Regions from separate parts of the Homo sapiens genome. Here region 1 is linked to region 2. A link is an interaction called in ENCODE POLR2A ChIA-PET data of the cell type or tissue named here. Cell type or tissue: IMR-90. All regions are shown on one strand. Each heading gives the region's core, and the rest is flanking DNA. Links, peaks and the distances in the headings are about the cores only.

The links. ChIA-PET counts read pairs that join two places held together with the same protein. Peaks named below come from ENCODE experiments on the same cell type or tissue, not always from the same donor. Only the 100,000 strongest peaks of a DNase experiment are listed, where the experiment ranks them.
Region 1: POLR2A ChIA-PET joins it to region 2 with 5 read pairs; 2 of 35 experiments call an interaction of 5 or more read pairs at or near these places.

What each region holds. Positions count from the first base shown.
Region 1 is chr14:31,542,381-31,555,185 of GRCh38, reverse strand. LOC105370438 (a long non-coding RNA gene) reads right to left here. Exons shown (of 4, transcript XR_943723.3): 3 at 4,259-4,415. It overlaps NUBPL-DT (NUBPL divergent transcript), which reads left to right. Exons shown (of 3, transcript XR_943720.2): 2 at 1,123-1,198; 3 at 1,556-1,687. Among named protein-coding and RNA genes, the nearest start is that of NUBPL-DT, 13 kb to the left of the region's middle. RefSeq lists an enhancer at 10,665-10,814. In IMR-90, for the core only: a CTCF peak has its summit at 10,839; no DNase peak of the experiment used is centred there.
Region 2 is chr14:31,878,527-31,891,331 of GRCh38, reverse strand. No RefSeq gene overlaps it. Among named protein-coding and RNA genes, the nearest start is that of LINC02313, 60 kb to the left of the region's middle. In IMR-90, for the core only: no CTCF peak of the experiment used is centred there; a DNase peak (open chromatin) is centred at 6,391; H3K27me3 peaks cover 143 bases.

The sequences.
Region 1 (12,805 bases), core at 3,129-11,128, 340 kb after region 2:
ATCTTATCTACTTGGTGTTCTGGTACCCAATCTTGTTGATTCATTTATTAACCTTTTCTATTTAGAATTTATTAACCATACATAAAGATATTATACATGATATGCGATAAATACAGCAGATCCAGAATTCATTAAATCTGTTTATTATTCATTCATTCATAGAGACAGGGTCTTCCCATGTTTCCTAGGCTGGCCTTGAACTCCTGAGCTCAGGCAATCCTCCCACCTCATCCTCCCAAAGTGCCAGGGTTACAGGCATGAGCCACCGCACCTGGCCCTGTTCAATCCATTTATATGAGTGAGGAACTCCTACAACTTACTGTAATCTCTCAAAGTACATCCTATATTCTCACTTAGAGCAACAGAGCAGAAATACAAACATCAAGGATTGTAACATCAATTTATTCCAGGGTAGATCGGCAAACTTAAAAGTGTGATGTTTGTCTTCTGTCTTCCACACAGCTCTATCACTGCTTGTAGTGCTTCAATTCATACCAACTATACTTATAGGCACTATTTGGGTCTATTTTCCACAGCATCTTCTGTGACTTAACTATATAATGTTTGGAAAGAGGATTTCCCTGACCGTCTATGATACTAGCTTTGTAAATCCTATTAAAGACCATCAATTAACCATAACTCAATAATCCAAACACTATTGAAGTGATAACTACTCATCTTTCTCATGCTTTTCCAGTCTTTGTTAGTCTTCAAAACAGACAAAATGTTTTTGCATATAAGATGTTAATTTGGGGCATAATTGTTTTAAGGAGTGTAATAGCTGGTGTTCTGACTTGGTTAGAAATTCAAACAGCTCTTTTAGATACCTGATGAAGTTTTGTTAGTTAATCAAAGGCTTTATTATATCAATGCCACATTTAATCTCTTTTGCAAATTTCTAATCATGTGCAAGAATTTCTATTTTATTTAACCATGGCTGTTTTTGTGGGGGAACATGCTGGCAATGTGCTGTTGAGAATTTCATTTTCCATAGATATCTGTTACCAGTATAACAAAATTGACAGCATCTGCTGATGAAATGCACTACTCAAAAAAATTTTTTTAAGATTTGTACTTTTCTCCAATATTTTTCTGAAGTACAGCTCTTTACATCTTTTCCAGGGTCTGATGGAAGGCTTTCTCATTTCACAGCTGACAGCACTGGAGACAGAGCAGGATCACAGAAGAAGAAAATAATGTACTTAGCACCTTGTGCTTATTAGTTTGTGATACTATATCGCTAACTGGAAATTCTATTAAGCCATTCCCACCAATTGCTTCTGGATTATAGAATTAATTGGATATGAATTGCTAATAAGCATCTGAGTTTACCCTCTCTTTTCACTCTACCATATGTCAAATTAATCCATTCTTTTTCCACAGACTCTAAGATGGCCCCCAGTGGTCCTCACCTCTTGGTATTCTCACCCTTGTGTAAGTCCCTCCCGAGAGTGAGCAGGACCTAGAACTTGCTTCTAATCAATAAAATGCAACAAAACTGATAGATATCACTTCTATGATTATATTACACAACATGGTATATCTGTCTTGCTAGGAGACCCTCAACTGGCTCTGAGAAAGCAAGCTATCATCTTGTGAAATGCCCTGTGGAAAAGCCCATGTAGCAAAGGACAGCCAATAGCCAACAGAAAGCTGATGCCCTCAGTCCAACAGCCTGCAAGAAACTGAATTCTGCCAGCAACCATGTGAGATTGGAAGCAGATTCTTCCGTGCAGTCTTGTGAGAGATTATGAAGCAAAGGACTCAAGTTGTGCCCAGATTCCTGACCCACAGATACCGTGTGATAATAAATGCATATTGTCTTAAACCACCAAGTTTGTGCAATTTTTATGCAGCAATAGATAACTAATACTCAATAACCTAGATTTTAATAAGTCTACAGTCAAGGTATAGTTTCTTGTGAGCAATTCTTTTTTGCCATTTGTGGAAAAAATTGCACATTTTGTTACAAAATTAAAACCTTTGTGTAGTTTGAATCTTTGTTGAGAGTTATTAAATGTTATTAACTATTAATAATTCATTCATTTTATAATATTAATTGCCAACCCCATAAAATAATATTTTAATATTAGATACTAGAGAATAGAGACATTTGTGAAACAAAGAGATTCTTAGAATCTCTTTGTTTCACAAATCAAATTATATTTTTCTTAGTAATGGTTGAACCCACTCAAGTCATTTCCAAGTGAAAGAAAAATTAAACATGATTATAATTCTTGTTCTACTCTTCTCTCCATGACCACTCTTCTCTTCAGTGGTTATATAAGAAATTAGTTTCATCTCCATTCTCTGTCTACATTAGCAGTTCATCATCATTCTTCAATTATGTAAATAATATGGATACAAGCATGAAGAAGGCAATTTTTTGTACATAATGTATAAATAAAAAGTAATATAAACAAGAATTTTCCAGTGACACCCTAAATAACTGCTAACTGTATCATTGTAAATCAGCCTAGTTCATGAAAAAAGATTCAGTACATATGAAGCATTCAATTAATCATACTGCACAGACACCATAGAGTTATCTAAACCCAAGGAAAAATATTATTAATGCTATTATAATCTTTGGAGACAACCAAGTCAATGCTGCAGACAACACTGCAGATTTTGTCCCTAAAAATATCTTCATAGAATCTTCATTGAACCATAATCTGTACATTTCTCATTTTCTCCAGTTTTATTGAGGTGTAATATAATTGATAAATAAAAATTGTATATATTCATTTTCACAACTGCCATGAGATTGACAGGGCAGTTATTATTAGTCCTATTACTGCATATGGAAATGAGGAATCAAAGAGTTTAGATTATTTGTTTTAGGGCAAATTGCTGAAAGCAATATGGAGATGGAGGTCTCTTATTACCTATACAGGACTACTGCATGCTACTGACAAAAGAGTATTCCCTTAGGACCAGCTACCATAAGAGAAGCGCCTGGGGGAAATATCACTACTTCTGCAGAAAGAAATCTGAATGCCTACTTCACGACTTAATTTACCTCTAAGCTTCTCATATAAATCTGTGTTTCATTAGTTTTAGTTAAAAGTAATTTATTTCAGAAGCCCATAAACATATGTAATGTCCTTGTCTTGAACTGCATTGAAATTGCATTTTAATTTATAAGGTATTCAAGTTTTTATTAACATATTTGTTGTGTCCCGATTATAATAGTTTATAATCCCTCTACCCTTCCTAATTCCATCATTCCTTGAAATTCTGTCTCAAATTTTTCTTTTTCTATAGACTTCTCTGATAATTTCATCAAGCATTAAACTTCACCTTCCTTAACAGTTAACATTTTATTTAATAGAACATGAATTTAAGGTGCAGTTTGATTGCTTTCATTTTATAAATTGAAGTTAGCAATGCTAGCCTATGTCAGGTCTCTCTCATACAATCTTTTCTTTTTTCTTTTTTTTTTTTTTTTTTTTTTTTTGGGGTCAGAGTCTTGCTCTGTCACCCCTGCTGGAGTGCAGTGGCATGATATCGGCTCACTGCAACCTCTGCCTCCCCGGCTCAAGCGATTGTCCTGCCTCAGCCTCCTGAGTAGCTGGGATTACAGGCACTTGCCACCACACCTAGCTAATTTTTGTATTTTTAGTAGAGACGGGGTTTCACCATGTTGTCCAGGCTGTTCTCAAACTCCTGACCTCAGGTGATCTGCCCGCCTTGGCCTCCCAAAGTGCTGGGATTATAGGCGTGAGCCACCGTACCTGGCCCCTTTTACTATTTTCATATGTCTTCTATTACATAGAGCTATGTGGTATTTGAGGAACAAAAGTATATTATAATGATAATTTATATCACCTATATGTAGCACAGCGCCAGGCACATTGTAGGGGATCAGGAGTTAGTGAGTGGTTAGCTATTATAAAAGCAATGCATACTGGAAATATCAGTGGAGTAGAGAGATAGAAAAGCCTGGGATGTTGTCAGAACTCTGCTACTAACTAGCCGCATGGCCTCAGACAAATCATTTAACTCTAAATCTGTTTACTTCATACACCATGAAGGGATTAAATGAAATAATCTGTAGATTCTTCTTCCAAGCTCATATTGAATTAAAATAAGAACTGAAGAGAACAAAGTTGTGTAACTTCACTGTTCCTAAAATACTTTTGAGAAAATAAAGGCAAATAGTTTAGAGATGCTGCAGACCAGAAAAAGCACAAGGTATATTTTCTTCCTTAAAGAACACAAATTGAAGTGTTATAAATGGATTTTTCACACTTACCATCATTTTCACCTTTACCTCTATTCTCATCATTTGTTCATCTTGGGAATAGTTTCTTGTCTGCCTTTTGGGAACTAGATTATTGACTTTTCATGTTCCAGGGAGTCTGCAACTCTGACCCCAGTTTCAGTCAAAGAAATTGTTGTCCAAAGTCCTTCTGAGTAAACAACACAAAATAGAAGTATTTTGTAGACTATTATAGGCTCTCTTCTTGCCTAAAACACAGAAGGCTGATCAGACCCTGTTTTCCTTTCGCCAAAGTATTAAAATACATCGACCAACATAGATATCCATTCCTGAAAGTCTCAAATTAAAAATATCAAAGTCAATGTTACTTGCACGCTATCTATAGATTCAACAAAACCCCAATCATAATCCCAGCAATTAATGAGATGATTCTAAAATTTCTTGAGAAAGTGCAAAATGAGAGCATTTACTCCTGACTTAGGAGTGATCAAAAGTTTCTTAGATGTGTCACAGAATACAAAAGCCATTTTAAAAAATGTACAAGTTAGGCACGATCAAAATTTAAAACTTCTGCACATCAAAAGATCCCACTAAGAAAATGAATAGCCAATTTGCAATAGCCACAAATAAAATAGAACACCTAGGAATAAACTTAACCAAATAAGTGAAAGATCTCAGCTGGGCACAACAGCTCACAATTTTTGAGGGTGAGGCAGGTGGATCACTTGAGCCCAGGAGTTTGAGACCAGCCTGGGCAACATGGCAAAATCCCCTCTACTGAAATACAAAAAATTAGCCAGCCATGGTGGTGTGCACCTGTAGTCCCAGCTACTCAGGAGGTTGAGGTGGGAAGATCATCTGAGTCCAGGAAGTTGAGGCTACAGTGAGCCAAGATTGCACCCCTGTATGCCAGCCTGGGCAATGGAAGTGAGACCGTCAAAAAAAAAAAAGAGGGAGAAGAAGGAGAAGGAGGAGGAGGAAGAGGAGGAGCAGGAGGAGGAAGAGAAGGAGGAGAAGGAGGAGAGGAAGAGAGGAAGAAGGAGAAGGAGAAAGAGAAGAAGTTGATATGGTTTGGATTTGTGTATCCACCCAAATCTCACGTTGAGTTGTAATACCCAATGTTGGAGGTGGGGCCTGATGGGAGGTGATTGGATCATGCAGGCAGATTTCCTCCTTTGGTGCTGTTCTACTGATAGAGTTCTTATGAAATCTGGTTTTTTAAAAGTGTGTGGCAACTCCCCCATCTCAGTCTTCCTCCTGCTTTGGCCATGTGAAGATGTGTCTACTTCCCCTTCACATTCTACAATGACCACTTTCCACAATGATTGTAAGTTTCCTGAGGCCTCCCCAGCCACACTTCCTATATAGCCTGCAGAACCATGAGCCAATTAAACCTCTTTTCTTTATAAATTACCCAGTCTCAGATATTTCTTTATAGCAGTGTGAGAATGGACTAATACAGATCTCTAAAATGAAAACTGTAAAACACTAATGAAAAAAATAAAGGAAAAAGATACTCCATGTTCATGGATTGGAAAAATCAATATTGTTAAAATGTCCATAATACCCAAAGCAATCTACAGATTCAATGCAAACCCTATCAAAATACCAATAACATTCTTCACAGAAATAGAAAAAACAATCCTAAAATTTATATGGAACCACAAAGGAACCAGAATAGCCAAAGCAATCATAAGCAAAAAGAACAAAGCTAGAGGCATCAAATTATATTACAAAGCCACCTGACTTCAAATCATACTACAAAGCTATAGTAACCAAAACAACATGGTACTGGCATAAAAACAGACACATACACCAATGGAACAGAATAGAGAACCCAGAAATAAATTCATGCATTTACAGTCAACACATTTTCAATAAAGGGACCAAGAACATACATTAGGAAAAGAACAGTCTCTTCAATAAATGGTGCTGGGGAAACTAGATGTCCATGTGAGAAAGAATGAAACTAGACCCCTATCTCTCACCATACACAAAAGTCAAATCAAAATAAAAACCTAAATCTAAGAGCTGAAACTTGAAACTACTAGAAGAAAACATTGAGGAGATGCTCCAGGACATTGGTTCAGGCAAAGATTTCTTGAGTAAGAACTCAAAAGTATAGGCAAACAAAGCAAAAGTGGGCAAATGAGATCATATCAAGCTAAAAAGCTTCTACACAGCTAAGGAAACAAAGTGAAGAGACCACTCACAGAATGGGAGAAAATATTTGAAAACTACCCATCTGACAAGGGATTAATAACCAGAATACATAAGAAGCTCAAACACCTCAAAAGCAGAAAAAAAAAAGTCTGATTTTTAAGTGAGAAAAAGATCTGAATAGACATTTCTCAAAAGAAGATGTACAAATAAATATATACAGATATTCAGGTTTTTTAAAAATGTTCAACATCACTAATTATCAGATCAAATCAAAGCCGTAATGAGATATCATCTCACCCCAGTTAAAATGGCTTTTGTCAAAAAGACAGGCAATAACAGATGCTGGTGAAGATGTGGAGAAAGGGGAACCCTTCTACACTGTTGGTGGGAATATAAATTAGTACAGCCACTATGGAAAATATGGAACTTCTTCAAAAAACTAAAACTGGCCAAGTGCGGTGGCTCACACCTGTAATCCCAGCACTTTGGGAGGCCGAGGCAGGCAGATCACAAGGTTAGGAGTTCAAGACCAGCCTGGGCAAAATGGTGAAACCCCGTCTCTACTAAAAATACAAAAATTAGCTGGGCGTGGTGGCAGGTGCCTGTAGTCCCAGCTACTTGGGAGGCTGAGGCAGGAGACTCACCTGAACCCGGGAGGCGGAGGTTATAGTGAGCCAAGTTCACGCCACTGAACTCCAGCCTGGGCAACAGAGGGAGACTCCGTCTCAAAAAAAAAAACAAAACAATAAAAAACTAGAAACACCATTTGATCCAGCAATTCCACTGCTGGGTATATAACCAGAAAGAGAGTCAACATATCAAAGAGATATCTGCACTCTCATGTTTATTGCAGCAGTATTCACAATAGCCAAAATATGGAATCAACTTAAGTGTCCATCCATCAACAGATGAATGGATAAAGAAAATGTGGTATATATACACAATAGGATATAATTCAGCCATAAAAAAGAATGAAATCTTGTCACTTGCAACGACATGAATAGAACTGGAGGATATTACGTTAAGTGAAATAAGCCAGGCATAGAAAGACAAATATCATGTGTTCTCACGCATATGTGAAAAACTTGATCTCATGAAGATAGAGAATACATTGATGGTTATCAGAGGCTGGGAAAGGCAGTGTGGAAGGGCGATAAATATGAGCTGGTTAATAGGTACAAAAATCAGTTAGATAGAAGGAATAAGCTCTAGTGTTCAGTAGCAACATAGGGTGACTACAGTTAATAATAATTCATTGTATATTTAAAAATAAATAGAAGAGTGGGATTGGAATCTTCCTAACCCCAAAAAAAAAAAAAAAATAAATGGTTGAGGTGATGGTTATCCCAGTTACCCTGATTTGATCATTACACATTATATGCTTATATCAAAATCTCACATGTACCCCATAAATATATACAACTACCATACTTCCATAAAACTTAAAAATTTTGTTTTTAATTTTTTTAAAAAAAGAAAATGAATAGCCAAGCCACAGACTGGGAGAAAATATTCACAAAACATGTATCCAAAAATGACTCATATCTAGAACTACACTATTTGATATGGTAGTCATCAGTCAATGTAGCTATATCAACGTAAATTGATCAAAATTAAATACAGTTTTTTTCTCAATTACACTAGACACATTTTACAATGAACATTTTGAACAAATGTAGGAAATTCTATTGGACAGCACTGATCTAAAATATAAAGAAATACCAGAACTCACACACAAAAAAAAATTGAATTGAAAAATAGACAAAAGGTTTGAAAAGATGCTTCATAAAAGTGAAGCTACATGAATAGCCATGAGCACATGAAAAAGTGCTCAGTATCATTAGTCAACAGGGAAATACAAATTAAAACTACAATGATGTATCACTACATAATCACCAGAATCTCAAATATTTAAAGAACTGACAAAACCAAACACTGACAAGGTTGTGAGGAAATCGGAACTTTCATACACTTTGTTAGAGGAAATTTTAAGTGGTGCAACCATTTTGGAAAGTGGTCTGGCATTATGAGGCTTAAATATACACCTGTTCTATGACCTAGCAATTGCACTGCTAAGCATTTACCGAAGAGAAATGAAAACATATAGCCAACAAGACTTAATCGGAAATGGTCATAACAGCTTTTTTCGTAGTAGTCTCAAGTAGGAAAATGCCCAGTCAATAAAATAATGGATTTTAAACTTGTGGTATTTTCATAAATAAAAGGCAATTAAGGCTGGGCACAGTGGCTCATGCCTGTAATCTCAGCACTTTGGGAGGCTGAGGCAGGCGGATCACCTGAGGTCAAGAGTTTGAGACCAGCCTGGCCAACATGGCTCCACTTCTATTCATGTTGTTGCAAATGACTATATTTTATTTATGTTTATGGCTGAATAATATCCTATTGTGTATATATACCACATTTTCTTTATATATTCATCTGTTGATGGATGGACACTTTGCACATTTCATTGTATATAAATTTTACATTTTAAAAACTGTAAGTAAATATTGAACTCTAGCTATTGACACAAATGCTGAAGTATTGGGGGAAGTATACTGATGTCTGCAATTAAAATATATCAAAAATAAGAAGATTAATAGATGGACAGAGGGATAAACAGATATGTGATAGAACAAGGAGTATAAACAGTTAATGATAAAATCTAGGTGATATCAACAGAGTTCACCATAAAATTATTTCAGGCTAAAATTATTTCATCTTTGTTAAATGTTTAAATTCTTCATAACATAAAATGTTGGTAAGAAAATAGATATCCCAGGCCTCCCAGAGATGAAATTCCAGTGTTAAATCTCCAAAATAAAATTCTAGACAAAAATCATGAAGTCAAAATCATGTTTTCTCTTGCTGTTTCCGTAGTCTCATCCAACAACTCCCTGAACTGTGCTTCTCTTTTTCATTTTAGACAATTCCATCCCTTCTGGGATTATGGGGGTTATCAAAAAGAAAACACTCCGGGTCTTTGCAACTGCAATTTTTACTTAAAATGCTGTTTTTGTCTCCTGTGCAAGAGGAAAGACAGACCCTGATTTACAGTTTCTGTATCTCAGTAATCTCACCCAAAATGAGAATGAGCACTGACTAGCTATATTATTTCCAAAAATAAAGTTTAAACAAAAGTCAGAAAGAAAAGAAAATGATTAAAAAGAATGTAGATAAAACGTATTCTCCAATTTCAAAAAACCAGTGCTCTCTAGAGAAATGGCTGGCTCTAGGACTGGGGCAGGAAACAGAAGATGAGCTTAGAGCATCTTGTAGTACAAGAAAGGAAGTGCTAAAAACAAACAAAAACAAAACAATTCACAGTGGCGGGAGGAAGTCAAAGGAACACAAGATGCCTCTGCAAGACTTCCCAACAACCAAGGCTAGAACAACGTGAGTAGTAAAATAAAGCTCTATTAGATTATAACCAAAGTATAAAATATTCATGAACCCACACTGATATAAAGTAAATCATTAATAAATAGATAAACAGGAGGAAGATATAAATCTCTCTTGTCAAAGTATTCCGATTAATTTAATGTAAATATTTACCCCTCAAGGAGGTTGGGCATAACTTTTTATATCTGAAGTGCCTGTAGTGACTTCCTTCCAAAGAGTAGAGTACGGAAAAGGTGAGGGGAGAGAATAACTTTACAGTGGAGAAACCTGACAAACACTACCTCAGCCTGGTGATCAAGGTCACCATCATCAGTGATATGTCATGTTGATAGTATGCTGTATAGTAAAGAATTTGACCGGCCTTCATTCATCCTTGGTTCCTGGGAGGAAGATGCCAAGTACTTGGAATTTCCCAAGTAATAAGAGTGACGGTTATTCATGAGCCCCTCAGATCATAGAATTTATGCTAATAAGATAGTTCAGGATGGGAGCTGGCATGCCAGAAAGACCAATCATGTGATTAGAGACTTGGAGATTTTGAGCCAGGTGATATCAACACAGCTCAATCAACTCCATGGAGGGGAGGGGTCCCAGACACTGAGTTCAAAAATGTGGCTAATAATTCAATCAATCATGCCTGTGTAATGAAATTCTAATTCAAAACTCCAGACACCACAGCTCAGAAGAGCTTTCCAGTTGTGAACACATTGATGTGCCAGGAGCGTGACACATTCTGACTCCATGGGGAGAGGACATGAAAGTTTGTGTTTGAGGCTCTCCCTGGCCTCTTGCTATGTGTTTCTTCACTTGGCTGTCCCTGATTTGTGTGCTTTATAATCGTAAGTATAGATCTTCCCTGAGTTCCGTGAGTCATTCTAGGGAATTATCAAAGCTGAAGGGCTTGTGGGAACCCCTGAATGTGTAGTTAGTTGGGCAGAAGTGTGGGTGGCCTGGGAACCCCCAAACGTATGGCTAGCATCTGAAGTGAGAGCAGTCTTGCTGGGGATTGTGACCTTAACTTGGAGTCTGTGCTACTCCAAGTGGTTAGCATCAGAATTGCATTAAGTATTGCAGACCCTTAATACGATATATTTAAAATGACATTTAACTTCTGTGGTCCTCCTCCCAAAAACCCATAACTTCAGTCTAATGATGAGAAAAACAAATCCAAGTTGAGGGACATTCTATAATATACCTAATCTGTACTCTCCAAAATTGTCAAAGTCATCAAAAACAAGGAAAATCTGAAAACTGTCACAGCCAAGACTTGCCTAAGGAGATATGCTGATTAAATGTAATGTGGTATCCTGAAGAGGATCCTGGAGCAGAAAAAGGACATTATGTAAAAATTAGGGAGACCTGAATAAAGTATGGACCTTAATTAATAGTAATGTATCAGTATTGGTTCATTAATTGTGACAAATGTAACATACTAAGATACTTATAATAGGGAAAATTGGGTAAGGGTATATGAGAACATTCTGTACAGTCTTTGTAACTTTTCTGTAAATCTAAAACTACTCTAAAATAAAAAGTTCATTTTAAGGAAAGAATAGAGGAAAAATCAAAGTGGGTATCTAATAGCCTAGGATACAATAATACACTAAATAAATCAGTAGTTGGTGAGTTCCTGCTAATTGACAGAGTTCCTGCTAACTGACAGCAGCAACAATTGACAGAGTTTAGTTGCTGCTACAACAACTCCAGGAATCTTAAGTCAATTCAACAAATTTTAAATGCAATACTTATTGAGCTATTCTTCCAGTTAAACAAACCTAACTGAATACACTTATTTATCTGCTGCCACTAAAATGTAGAAAGGACATATAAAAGGCATAAATCCACAAGGACAAAGAGAATGGGAGAAAAGATAATAACCAAGAAGTGATGTCAACATCTTAGAAGAGAGGAAGCAGGTAGAACAGCAGCACCTGACCCAGGAAGGCAGAGGCACTGCTCTTTGGTGTCTGCAGAGAAGCTTCTTTTACTGGCAGAGACAAAGAGGGCTCAGGAATCTGTGGTGCTAGGCACTGTCGAAGGCAAGTGCTTAGGTAGGTGGCTGAAAATATAGGGATTTGTCAAAAGCCTGTAGAATAAGCTATAGATTCCTAGTTTTACTCAGTCACAACCCATACATTTAGGCCATAACTCTTTATCCTTTATCCTTCACCACCACACCTTGCAGGCTACCAGAACTATATTCTCAGGAGAAAATCAGCAATAGAGGCTCCAGAATCAGGAAGGCCAGACACAGTAAATGGTGAGGGTTGGGCCTAGGACTGGAAACAGCAGTGATGCTCTGGAACTAGTTTGTACCAGCTCACAAGAACTGATTGCTAAATTTTCAGGAATTTGGCAAGCCAGTTGTTAAACAGTGCCATTGAAAAAACTTAAATTATATAAGCTTACAATTAAATAAATTGTATTAAAAACAGACATAATCAATATTCAAAGCTTATAACTGCCTAATTATTTTTACTATATTTTACTATTTCCTCGAGGTTATTTACGCCTATTGTGTTCGTATGGTAGAAATACTATGTGATGATGGCAAGCTACTATGTGTATCTTCCCAACTCCACATTAAATGACATCATGTTGGTAGGCTGAAATTGGCCATGTTGAGAATAATGACACACAGATGTTGGCAAATGCTACAAATCAGGTCTTTTTTTCCCCCTTTCACATAACTAGTTGTTAATATTTAGCAGTACATCACAGAAGGATTAAGTGAAAGTCTAGGTAGTAAACTGTGGGGCCTATAATCACTTTCACCTACGCTACTCCTAGAATGCTTGCATGTATCTGTATATTCCTTTGATGATTTTCTTTGAAGAAATTTAAAATCCTAAAAGATCTATAGAAACTGCTATTTTGGGGTCTCAAAAACAAAAAAGCTTGCTTGCTGCCTCATCACATATAAGGAAGTCCATCCATATACATAAAGCTCCCAATCAACTTTTAAGAACCATTTGCAAATATAAAAAGACAGCCTAGTATCACCCAACAGTTGAG
Region 2 (12,805 bases), core at 1,715-9,714:
TTTTCCACAACGATGCTTTTTGCCAGAAGGAAATGGAATGATATATTTAAGATATTCAAAGAAAGAACGAGCCAATAATCTTATATCAAGCAAAACTCACTTTCAAGTATAAATGGTACAAACTTATCAATTTGCATGCAAGGGCTCAGGGAATATCATCCCCAAGAACTTTTCTTGAGGAACATGACTAGGACAAATGACCAGACAACCAAAGTGGCTGACATTGACATTGAAAATGGCTGACATTGGCTAAGGATTGCTTTATACTTTATGGAACTATGACTATGAGAAGGCTAAAAACAACACAAAGTTCCACTACTGAAAAACAGTGGAAAGGGCAGATTCAAATTATATGCATGTATGTATGTATGTATGTATGTATGTATGTGAGTGTCTACGCACATATACCTTTCCTAGCTCTGTCCACTGAAAAGGCCAGGAAACAAAGGCTGATCCAGTAGTAAAGTGCATCCCTACACCACATATGGCTTTAAAGTACAACTTTTCACTAAAAGAACCTGGGGCTTATTAGAGAAATGGTGGATTCCAGGTGTGACACGGGAAGTTTCCAAGATAAGCCTAGAACACTTCATCATACAAGAAAGCAACGAAGGCCAGGCATGGTGGCTCACGCCTGTAATCCCAGCACTTTGGTAGGCCAAGGCAGGCGGATCACCTGAGGTCAGGAGTTCAAGACCAGCCTGGCCAACATGGCAAAACCCCATCTCTACTAAAAATGAAAAAAAAATTACCTGGGTATGGTGGCGTGCGCCGTAGCCCCAGCTACTCAGGAGGCTGAGGCAGGAGAATCACTTGAACCCAGGAGGTGGAGGTTGCAGTGAGCCGAGATCATGCCACTTCACTCCAGCCTGGGTGACAGAGAGAGACTCTATCTCAAAAACATAAATAAATAAATAAATAAATAAATAAATAAATAAATAAATAAATAAAAATAAAAAAGAAAGCAAGGAAGCAATAAAAGACTGCTTGATTATAAGGACCTAGGAGACACTTTGAAGAGGCTTCCACTAGCCCAAGATGAGATAATTTGAGCTTCATAATGATAATAAATGCAATGTATTGAGACATATTAAATAGGTTTAAATCCATGAGTTCTTAAGTGATTTTTTAAAAAAGGAATTGGTCACCTTTGAAATGTGACAGAACCACAGTAGCTCTTCAATATCCACAGGAAACTGGTTCCAGGACCCCAAGGATACCAAAATCCACAGTGTTCAAGTCCCTTATATAAAATGATGTAGTATTTGTATAAAATCTACACACATCCTCCCGTATACTTTAAATCAACTCTAGATTATATGTAATACCTAATACAATGTAAATGCTATATAAATAGTTGTCACACTATACTGTTTAGGGAATAATGACAAGAAAAAGGTCTGTACATGTTCATTACATACGCAATCATCCCATTTTTTTTTCCAAATACTTTTTGGTCTGTGGTTGGTTGAATCCAGAGATGTAGAACCCACAGATATGGAGGACCAACTGTAATTCATTATATTGAGAATAAGTAAATAAAGGGAAAGAATCAAGCATTCAGCCTTCTTTTCCTATGTGAACTATGCCATTGATGTATTGATAGTAAATGAATTATCTCTGTATAAATATATTCCAACTAATAAATGGGAAAGACATAATAGAAATAGAATGGCATCATTTTGCAACCCAAATGAATTAATAGATGTAGACATTAAGCATAACAACTGTTCCTATCACAAAAAGAGAGACAACCAGATATCCTGTGCCTCCTATGATCTTGCCAAATACCACCTAGAATCTTGCCAAAGGGGTAAACAGGAATCTGATCCAGTGTCTGGATCCAGTTGCCAATTTCCAGGAAATACAGAGGAAAGGGGAACGTGTTGTACTGCACCAAGAGACTGCAGGCAGCAAGACCCAGACTCAGGGAAACTCTAAAGGTCAAATAGCCTGGATTCTTCCACATAAATTTTAAGAAAGCAAAAGGGATGAAGAGCGTATCTGTAAATTAAAAGAGACCTAAAGGCATATCAGATGTTAAAAATGATCACGACTAAACAATAGTGCTAAAGACACACAAATGCAGGATAACATTATAAAAATGCATCAAATGATTATGATAAAGTCAGGATATAGTTACTTTTGTGGGGAAGGAGGGACCTGTGATTGGAATGAGGTACATGGAAGGGCCTTCTGAATAGATAACAAAGTTCTACTTCTTGCCTGGGCTATGATTTCAAGAATGTTTACCTTAAAATACTTATTGTGCCGTATGCTTGTTTTGTGTTATTTTAAGTATCTGTGCTTTATTTGATGACGATGATTATGATGATGATGAAGGAGGAGGAGAAAAGAAGAAGGAAGAAGAAAAGAAAGAAGGAAGAAGAACAGCTCACTAAAGCTTAAATAAAGTAGATTGGTCTTACTAGCTGGCAAAAAGGCCTCTAGATTGAGAGTTAACTTTTAAAGCTTGACATCTGGCAAATAAACAGTAAAAGCTGAGGCCCCTCAATTTCCATTAAAAACAACTGAGACATATAAACAGGATTCTAAGACAAGGAATATAATGGAACATTCCATTTTCTGGTCAATCACTGAGTAAAGGAAATAACATAATTGCCTGTTCAATGGGTTAGGGGTTAGTGATCGTCTATGAGAAAATAAAAAAGGGGGATTAAAAAGAGGAAGGAAAAAAGAGAAGAACAGAATAAAGATCAAATTTGGTGACAGGATGGACCTCTGAGCTCCCACCTGAAAGGGCTTACCAGCTGCTCTGCCTATGCAGTAGCCACTCTTTTATTCCTTTACAAAAGAAAGAAAAGAAAGAGAAAAGAAAAGAAAGAAAGGAAAAGAAAGAGAAAGAAGAGAAAAAGAGAGAGAAAAAGAGAAAAAGAAAAAAACAGAAAGAAATAAAGAGAAAAAGAAGAAAGACAAAGAGAAAAAGAAACAGAAAGAAAGAGGCAAAGAAAGAGAAAGAGAAAGAAAAAGAGAAGAAAGGAGAGAAAGAGAAAGAGAGAGGAAGGGAGGGAGGAAAGAAGGAAGGAAGGAAGGAAGGAAGGAAGGAAGGAAGGAAGGAAGGAAGGAAAGAAGGAAGGAAGGAAAGAAGGAAGGAAGGAAAGAAGGAAGGAAGGAAAGAAGGAAGGAAGGAAAGAAGGAAGGAAGGAAAGACGGAAGGAAAGACGGAAGGAAAGACGGAAGGAAAGACAGAAGGAAGGAAGGGAGGCGTTCTCATCTTTGTAGGTAGAAGCAGAGTCTGGTGCAGGGTCAGGAGATGGGAACAATTCCCCACCAAAGACTATGATGTCTAACCAGAAAGCCAGATGCATTTCCCAGGAAGCTGATGGACCACCAGCACATTCTTTGATTTCCCTGAGGGGAATGAAGATTATCAAACCCTCCTGAGAGAAGTATTAATTAATATACTGGGTAATTACTGTTTTTATGTCAGGAGATAGTGCAAAAACTACTTTAACTGAGACAGGTCAGGAAAGCTCCAGATAATTTTGCAGACACCTTTTGAAAAGAGTTGTAAAAGGATGAGGAATGGAAAGAGGGTGTATGACCCTCCAGAAAAACACAGACATGTTCCAGTCCTCACTCTCAAATCTTGTTTCATCTAGAGCTGTGGTCAATTTAACCGGGGTACTGTGCTACAGTTATCTAAATCTTGATGATTTGATAGCTTTAAAAAATCTATAAAACAGAAATATTTTATCCAATTAAAAAGAAAACTTCCCATCAAAAAAATGTGTTAACCTCTAGAATAGATTACTAAGGGAAGTTCTGTCACAAGAGCCCAAAGAATCATGTATTCAGAATCCCCTAAGGTGCAGGTGCACATGACGACAGGTCAAAGAGATGCCTATGGTGTCTCCCAAGGAGATCATGATTGCCCTGTTCCATCACTGCCCAGGTGTGCTGGCCATCACAGGAAGGCAGGAGAGCATGGTGGCTGGAGCAGACATGTATCAGAAAGATTTAAATTCAAATCCTGGCCTTTGTCGCTTACTAGCTCTGTGACTGTGGGCAAATTAATTAACCTCTTCAAATGTTCATTTCTTCATATGTAGAATAAGGAAAGTCATCACACCTATTTCATCAGGTTGTTGTGAAGATTGGCTGTACTTTATTTGTAAAGGGCAAAATACCTGACACTCAATAAGAACTCACTAAATGTGACCCATTCTCATCATTATTATTAACATCACTGTCATCACTGGAAGGAGGGTCTGTTAAGGAACATGATGGTTTAAACCAGCAGTTCTCAAAGTGTGGTCCCCAAACCAGCAGCATCTGTGGACTCAGAAATGCAAATCCACCTCCTCACCTTCCAACCCCAGACCTACTGAATCAGAACCTCTGGGGTAAGGCCCCACAATCTGTTTTAACAAGCTCTCCAGTCATTCCAGGCATATTAGAGTTTAAGAACCACTGACACAGAAAAATCATATGTTGAAGCCTCTTGCAAACTTTAGCAGCCAGAGGCAACCTTGAGTTTTCCAGGAAGGCTGCTAAAATTCTGCTTTTTCATTGACTGAAAAATAATGAACTTGAAATCTAGCCTTAATTTTTCAGCCAGTGATGCTGAAGACAGAATTCCTGCCTGATGACCCCCACTAGCCTTATAAGTAAACTGAAGGCAGAGATTGTGGTTTGCCGCCTATGTATTCCCCAGTATCTCATACACTGTCTGACAGATTGTAGACACTGGATAAATATTCATTGACTGAACAACGAATGAAGAGTTAGTAGAAAGCTAGAGACAATTACACCATTCAACCAGCAGATAAATGCACATCTAAGGGAATCTAATTCCGAATTTGGTTTAACAAATACATGCTTTCTAGAACTTAGAGGACATTCATTTCTTTGGTTTAGTCAGCAACTTAAATATATTTTATTCAAATGTATGACTTCCAATTGAAATAGAAAAAAAAGACTAACAGTGATTTTTAAAACCTCAAATAACTAAATCCCCAGTGAAACTGAATTTGGGCCAGTATTGTCAGCCCTGAGGTTAAAGAGGCAACCAAAAGAAAACAAATGGGAATAAAGGATGTAGTTATTGCTGTAACTCCAATTCTGAGGCAAGATCCTGGAAATAAAGAGTGAAATGACTTTCTCCATGTGTACATATATATTATAGTAGAAGCATAAATTATTGCTTTTATCCTGAAGAATGACAAAATCCAGATTAATCAAAGGAAGATAAATAGACTATACTGGATATAATTTATTAAGGCTGGAAGATATAAAAATTTTGTTTTAGGAAGGAAGGTTTCAATAATTCTATATTTCAATTAATCCATATATCTCATTAAACATGTATCCCCATTAATTAAAGTTTAACTGTTACATGTTTAGAAAGCAGGAATCAAATTATCAAGTAGAAGCATCACATTGTCATAGAGAAAAGTATCTTTTCGTTTAAGAATTAGTACATAAAGCTAACAACTGCCATTCCAGGAGACATAGGAAAATTAAATACAGTTTGGCACCCATCCTCACTTATACCCTGTACAGAAAAAAATTAAAGTAATAAAAAGAATGTCAGCGGCACAGATGCCAGGATCATCCATATTTATCTTCCTTCTTGTATTTGACCACCTATCAGTGCAAACAGCCCTCAGTAAAACTGAATTGGTTTATCAATATTCTCAGCAAAGCATATTTGGTTTCATCAATATAAGATCTATTGCCACCAACAGATCTTGAGAGTCTGGTCTCCTGGCCTGGGAACTTCACCTCTCTTAGAGAGCTGCCACACAGAATGAATGAAAAACATGTTATCTAGAACAGTTCTATACATTAGATAAAAAGAAAAAAGAAAAGTGAATGAATGAAAGTGGTTCCTTGGTGGCACTTGATAAAATAATGTAGAGTTAATAAATGAATTAATAGGGAAGGTAGAGCCTTCATTTTTTATTTTTGGCTTAGTAATAACAAGAGACCCTCAGGCGCTTAAGGAGCACTGTATTAGTCTGTTCTCACGCTGCTATGAGGAAATACCCAAGACTGGATAATTTATTTAAAAAAAGAGGTTTAATTGACTCACAGTTCTGCATGGCTGGGGAAGCCTCAGAAAACTTACAGTCATGGCAGAAGGCTCCTCTTCACAGGGCAACAGGAGAGACAATAAGTGCCAGCAGGGGAAATGCCAGGTGCTTATAAAACCATCAAATCTCGTGAAAACGTACTCACTATCAGGAGAAAAACATGGGGGAAGCCGCCCTCATGATTCAAGCACCTCCACCTGGCCTCACCCTTGACACGTGGGGATTATTACAATTCAAGGTGAGATTTTGATGGGGGTAAAGAGCCAAACCATATCAAGCACCAGGGCATTAATTTGTAAGTAGCTCTTAGGACATTCCTAAGAGCTTAACTCACTCTCAAGGAGAACTCACTGACTCATGCATTCATTCACATATTCATTCATTGAGTTCTCTTTAATTTTGTATTTAGGTGTACCTTTAGATGTACTTCAGTATTTCAAAAGTAGGACAATTGACTTATCCACTTTTCTACGTATTCTATTGACTTTTTTTTCAGTGACTGCAAACTCTTCAAGGATTTCGTTCTTGTAAGACACTTAGAAGATCTCTGTTCACTCTCCAACCTTCATAAAATTATTAAAAATACTTTTAAAAAGTTCCTCATTTTAAATTTCACAATGTTTTCATTCTTTATTTTTCCATTAAAAAGGTTATTTATACTTTATAGCAGTGGTGTTCACAATCACGTGATAATGGAAGAAACTGCAATACGCCTTAAAGAGTCAACATTGTCTGCTGAATCTTTGAAGTTAAGAAATTTGGAAGCTGAAACATACAAAAGATACCTAAGATGCTTCAGCTTCCACCAGCATGCCAATGACTCCCAGAGCTCTATCTGCAGCCCAGCCTCTGTTCTGAGCTCCAGGCTGGATAAGGAGCTGGTTTCCTGACACTATTACTCTAATGGTATAGAGGTCTGCAAGGCTTCAAATGCTCAGCATTCAAGTGTGTGCATGTACACACACACACACACATGCATGCTTGCCATTTGCCATCATTAATTCATAAAATGGAATTTAAGAGTGGGCCTTTGTGTGAGAAGTGAGCCAAGTTCTCAGTCCAGAGATATACTTGGGAGGTGTCTCAGCACATGTTTTCTTCCATGCTTGTTTCTGATGCTAACCAATGTTGCAAATGGCAACTGACAATTCCAGACCCTCCTAGATGCCTGCAGAACACTTAGGTCCTGTCCTCATTATTCTCTCTCCTTGTTGACTATCATTTAAAGAAGCAATGATGCTACATACTTACATTAACTGATGAATAAACAGACAGAGGTTTTTTTGAGGAACCTTGGGTAACGGTTCTGTAGAAACTATATACTTGACCTAAATAATAAAACTGGTTGGTTGGTGACCTTAGAGGTATTTTCTCCTCTTTTTAGTTCACCAGCTTCTGAGTCTCCTTGTTTGTGACGCACGTCAGACCATCAACAGTTAGGCAAAGATGGTAAGATATTATAGTACAAAGAGACTGACAGACTGCTAAAGCTACCACGAGTTAGGACTTATCTCTGATGAGTGTGTATGGTATTCCTGCTATAACAAGACAATTTGAGTGGGAACTTTTCAGTTACATATAACAAATCCCTTTTGTTTAAATGACTGGTATTAAGGTGATTAGCACTGTTCCTTTTGTTTTAACAACTTATATGATGAGAAAGGAACCCTCATGATCTGGAGGGGAGGGAATACAGCGAGTAAGTCAGACTGTACAACCTATGCATAATAGAAGCCCCTCAGGAGGTCACAATGATTACACATTGCTCCATTAATTTGTAGGTAGGCTGAGGAAGATAAGGGACATTCCCAAGAATTTAACTCACTCTCAAGGAGAATTTACTGACTCATTCATTCATTCACTGAGTTCTCTAATTTTGAGATTTAACATGGCCACAGTCACTTATCATCTTCCTCTTCAAACGTCCTGCTACTTTTCCTATTCCCATCTCTCCATGACTGGTACCATCTGCCCAACCACATCCAGATGTCCTGCCTTTTCTAAATCCTACTTAGGTTTCCTAGCCTGAGTTCTGGGGTCAGATGTAGGAGTTGAAAGTGGATATTTAGCAGGTGAGGCAAGTTGAAAGATGGAACAGCCTACCATGGAGGGGGCAGGTGGAGTTAGGAGGCAGGTAACTGGTAATGAACTGTGCCCTTCAAAGAGACTCTAGTAGTGAGCTAAGCATTTCTGGCCTATATGGGTGGACGATGTACGTCTGGAGGAGATCCAAACTGGCCTCCCACTCCACAGAGACAAGAACTGACTGAAATGCTTTTTTGTACAGCTTCTTGGTACACCAGAGGGTATCAGGAAGTCCTCCTGGAGATTTGTAATTGCTACGAGCATTGGCTGGCGGCTGAGAGGCTAGCAGTGAGAACTGCAAGGTGTCATATTAGACACAGGGCCACCAAAGTCCTTAGGAACTCTACAGTTCTGAACAAGCCATGTTATCCAGCCAAGCCGCAGATACAGGAATTGAATGCAGGCCTCTCCAGCCACTGCCACCGTCTTCCACCCTGAGGAGAGTAGCCACCAGAACATGTGACCTTGAGGAGTATGAAGGTCAAAGCTGGCATGCTGAGTTCAAATTGAGGCACAAATTAAAGAAACAAGGTGGCAAGTGGAAGGCAGAAAATGGGAAAATGGGGCAAGGAATCAAGGCACCAGAAAGTCAAAACCAAGAAGGGGCAGAGTTGCTCTGGATGGATTCTGAAGACTAAGTATAAATGTCTATGGGCTTTTTTATCTGCTCCTAACATTCTCTGATGTGGGCAAGCCAAGATTATTCAAATGGTTAGGACAGGGATCAAGAGCAGCAAACTGAAGGTGGTTCATGCCTGAGATCACAATTTTCACTGCAGAGTAACAGGTAAGTTCAACTGCTGAGAGAGAAAGCAAGCGAGAGAGAGAGAGAGAGAGAGGCAGAGACAGAGACAGGGACACGTATGGGTCAGGGACTCATAGAACTGTTTAGGTCTGAGACAGCCACTGTGGGAGTGGAGAGGGAGCTGACTGAGGACACACAAGCACTTCCTAGCAACGCTGTGGGCCCATTTGAAGCTGGAGACCACACATTTGTTGTAGCACCATTACACCTGAGTTTGTGGTTTTCTTGTATTGAGCAGTTTTAGAAGCAGCAGCAGATTGCAAGAGTGATACAAGCTTTGGCATTAACAAAGCAAATGCAGTGGTTACACAATAAGTTAAGGGAGTAAGGGAGAAGCAAATGAAATCATTCACTGGGTACATCTAGGTTGGAAAAGAAAGGAAGGTATGATTGTTAATTTTGTGTGTCAACTCGGCTGGGCCACAGTGTTAGATATGTGGTGAAACATAATTCTGGATATTTTTGTGAGAGTGCTTTCAAATGAGATGAATATTTAATGAGTGGACTTTTAGGAAAACAAACTGTCCCCCATGATGTGGGTGGGCCTCATCCAACCAGCTGAAGGCCTGAATAAAGATTGAACTCCCCTAAACAAGAAGGAATTCTGCCAACAGACAGTCTTTGTATTTGAACCACAACACTGGATCCTCCCTGAGTCTCCATCCTGCCAGCTCATCTTGCATATTTTGGACCTCTCAGCCTTGGTAATCATGTGAGCCAATTCCTGAAAATAAATTTCTCTTTTACTTCTATACACATCCTATTGATTCTGTGTCTCTAGAGAACCCTGACTAAAACAGAAGGTAAGTACGTAGAGAGGAGAAGGACAAGGTGACGGGACATCAAGGCACCAGAGTCCTGAACAGCACATTCAGTGAAGGTAATGGAATGTGGGAAGGATGAAAATTACTACACTCACTGTTAGGAGAGTTTCACATTTCAGATGAAGAGTGGATTTGAATGAGAACAAAACCAGAGGTGTAGAGGTAGAGAACTTGGAAACTGAACAGGCCTTTGAGACGCAGGCATTGGATGGGCTGTCCACATGCACATGAAAGCAGTGCATCAGGCTTGAGCATGAGTTTGAAGCAGAGAGAGAAGAGAAAAGATTGCAAGCCAGGATGTCAGCAGACAGGGAGGGCTGCCTGGTAAAATTCTTCGATATCATCTGCAGCAAATGTCTAACTCCTTCGCATGGCATGAGTGCTCTGCATAACCTGGCCCTTTGTACCTTCCAGCTCAACTTTTCTCAGTCCAGACCAGCGAGTCATCAGCCACGCTGACCTTGTCTGTGGTCTGGAAGCTCTCATCATGCAACTTCTGCACATTCCATTCTTCTTGCCTGGCATTCTGCTCCTGGCCCCAACCATCTCTATATATACTGAAGGCTTCAAATAAACCCAAAAAGAATTCTCAATTTGATAAACATTCCTAATATACCAAAGGCCATCTGGGTAATTGTCTCCTAAAGGTTAGGAAAAGTTCATCCTATCCTTAGTAATTAGTTGTTCCTTAAATAAAGCAACCTTCACTTTTCTTGGAATTGTAGTTTCTACAAATCCTTTAAAAAGTTTCAGGCTACTCAATCTCAATCACATCCCAGTATTTGAGCATTGTGGATTCAATACAGGTAGCATAAGATAATCGTATTAATTACTTGCAGAGATGATGATAAGCCTGCAGCAGGTGACAACGAGTGGACTCACCTCCAAGCTCTTCATTTTTTGCATACCTGTGTCCATTGCCATCTCTCTGCCAGATTTCCAGTTTCAATGTTTAGTGCAAATATATGCTTTTTGCACTGACTTCTTGTACTAGTCTTGATTTTCTTCCTATAGCCTTTCTTGAACTTAGTATGTGATTTTAAAATTGGTGAATAATATATGAGCCTGGTTTTAATGTTTAAAGTATGAGGCAGTTCAATAAACAGATGAGGAGATAGATGCTCCTCAATTACATTGATTCATGGCTTTCCAACTGATAACTAGATCAGAGACTTTGGCAACAAAATTCAAGGAATGAGGCATTACATAAATAAATTTTTTCCTTGGCTGAGAAAAATTTACCCCTTGGACTCATTTTCTTCCCTCCATAATAATTGTATGGGGATGGGGACAGACGTTAGGGGACTGGAGCAACTCCACAGCAAGAGGCTACCCTCACGTGTTTGTTCATCTTCCCAAACCACTGTCACCAAGTTCTCCCTAGTGATACAGAGAGCATCATTACACAGTTCCACCTGTGGATAGTCTTCAACAGGTGACCCTTCTTTTTACAATTAAGCAAGCTGAAGTTCTTCATGGCAGAAATATGATTTCTTTTATGATTATGAAAAGTATGATTATTTTCTTCCTTAAACTAATTGTTTTCTTCCTTAAACTAAATTCGGCTTCCTTCTTCCTTCCTTAATAAACTTCTCATTCACCGTGAAATTGAAAACACAGCCTTTTCCTGATGACCAGATGGCCCAGCAAATTTAATCACTTCAAGCACTCCACACTTCCTCTCCACTACCCTCCATCCATGGTGGGGAAATGAAGAAGCAAATTCCTCATTTCTTCCAGATGCCAACCTCTCTTGTGAACTTCCCCCAACCACTATTATAAAAGCCAGATATACATGAGCAATGAAGTTGAAGAAAGAAAATATTTCTTTTTTTTTTTTTTAAGGCAGATTCTCGCTCTGTCGCTCAGGCTGGAGTGCAGTGGTGCGATCTCAGCTCACTGCAAGCTCCGCCTCCTGGGTTCAAGCGATTCTCCTGCCTCAGCCTCTGGAATAGCTGGGACTACAGGTGCGTGCTACCACACCCGGCCAATTTTTTGTATTTTTAGCAGAGACGGAGTTTCACCGTGTTAGCCAGGATGGTCTCCATCTCCTGACCTCATGATCCTCCTGCCTCGGCCTCCCAAAGTGTTGGGATTACAGGCGTGAGCCACTGTGCCCGGCCGGCCTAAGTATTTCTTTAAAGCTATAAAATAAAACAAATCTTCCAAATGAGGGAAATGGTAAATAAATAAAATAAGTCAAAATTATATTCTTGATTAATGTTTAATTCAACAAGAATGCCACTCAAATTCATTCTAATTTATCTGGAATACTTGTTTGAATTAAAATGTCCTTTCAAATTCATATCTAGTACTCCAGAAAGTAAAGCAAATAAATTTTGATGGATAATGTAGGGCAATGAGTATAGAGTCTTCCCCACATCAATTGATATCCACTTAATACTGTGGGCTCTTCCAGCTAATAAAGGCTTGTCCTGACTTCCTGAATATGTTTTCCTTTGATGGTCTTACCTAGGCAAATTTATTGAAGTTTCCAAACCTGTTTGTTCCACCTGGAAAAAATGAGGCCTTTCGACTTATGAAAAAATATGGGGAAAGAAGTCATGTTGGTAAAGTATTTTCAAGCACAAATAAATTAACTACACAAAGAGGAAATTATTCCCATAATTTGTTCTCGCATATCATCAGGAAATCAATCCCCTCCCCTTTCTCAAACCAATTTTGGAGATGGTGACTAATCTTATTTACATGGGGACTGATAACTCCTTCATTTACTGCTTAAATAACAGCATGCTAGAGTGGCTATGAACTGTTAAGGAAAATTGGTTTGCAATAAGGATCTTTATTAACAGAGTTGTTCAGTGAAACCAAAACTGAAGTGGCAGCATCTATTCTGCATTTGGAAAAGATGCTATTAGAAAATGCACAAGCGGCGAGGGGCAGTGGCTCACATCTATAATCCCAGCACTTTGGGAGGCCATGGGGGGGCCCATCGCTTGAACTCACGAGTTCGAGACCAGCCTGGGCAACATGGTGAAACCCAGTCTCTACAAAAAATACAAAAAATAGTC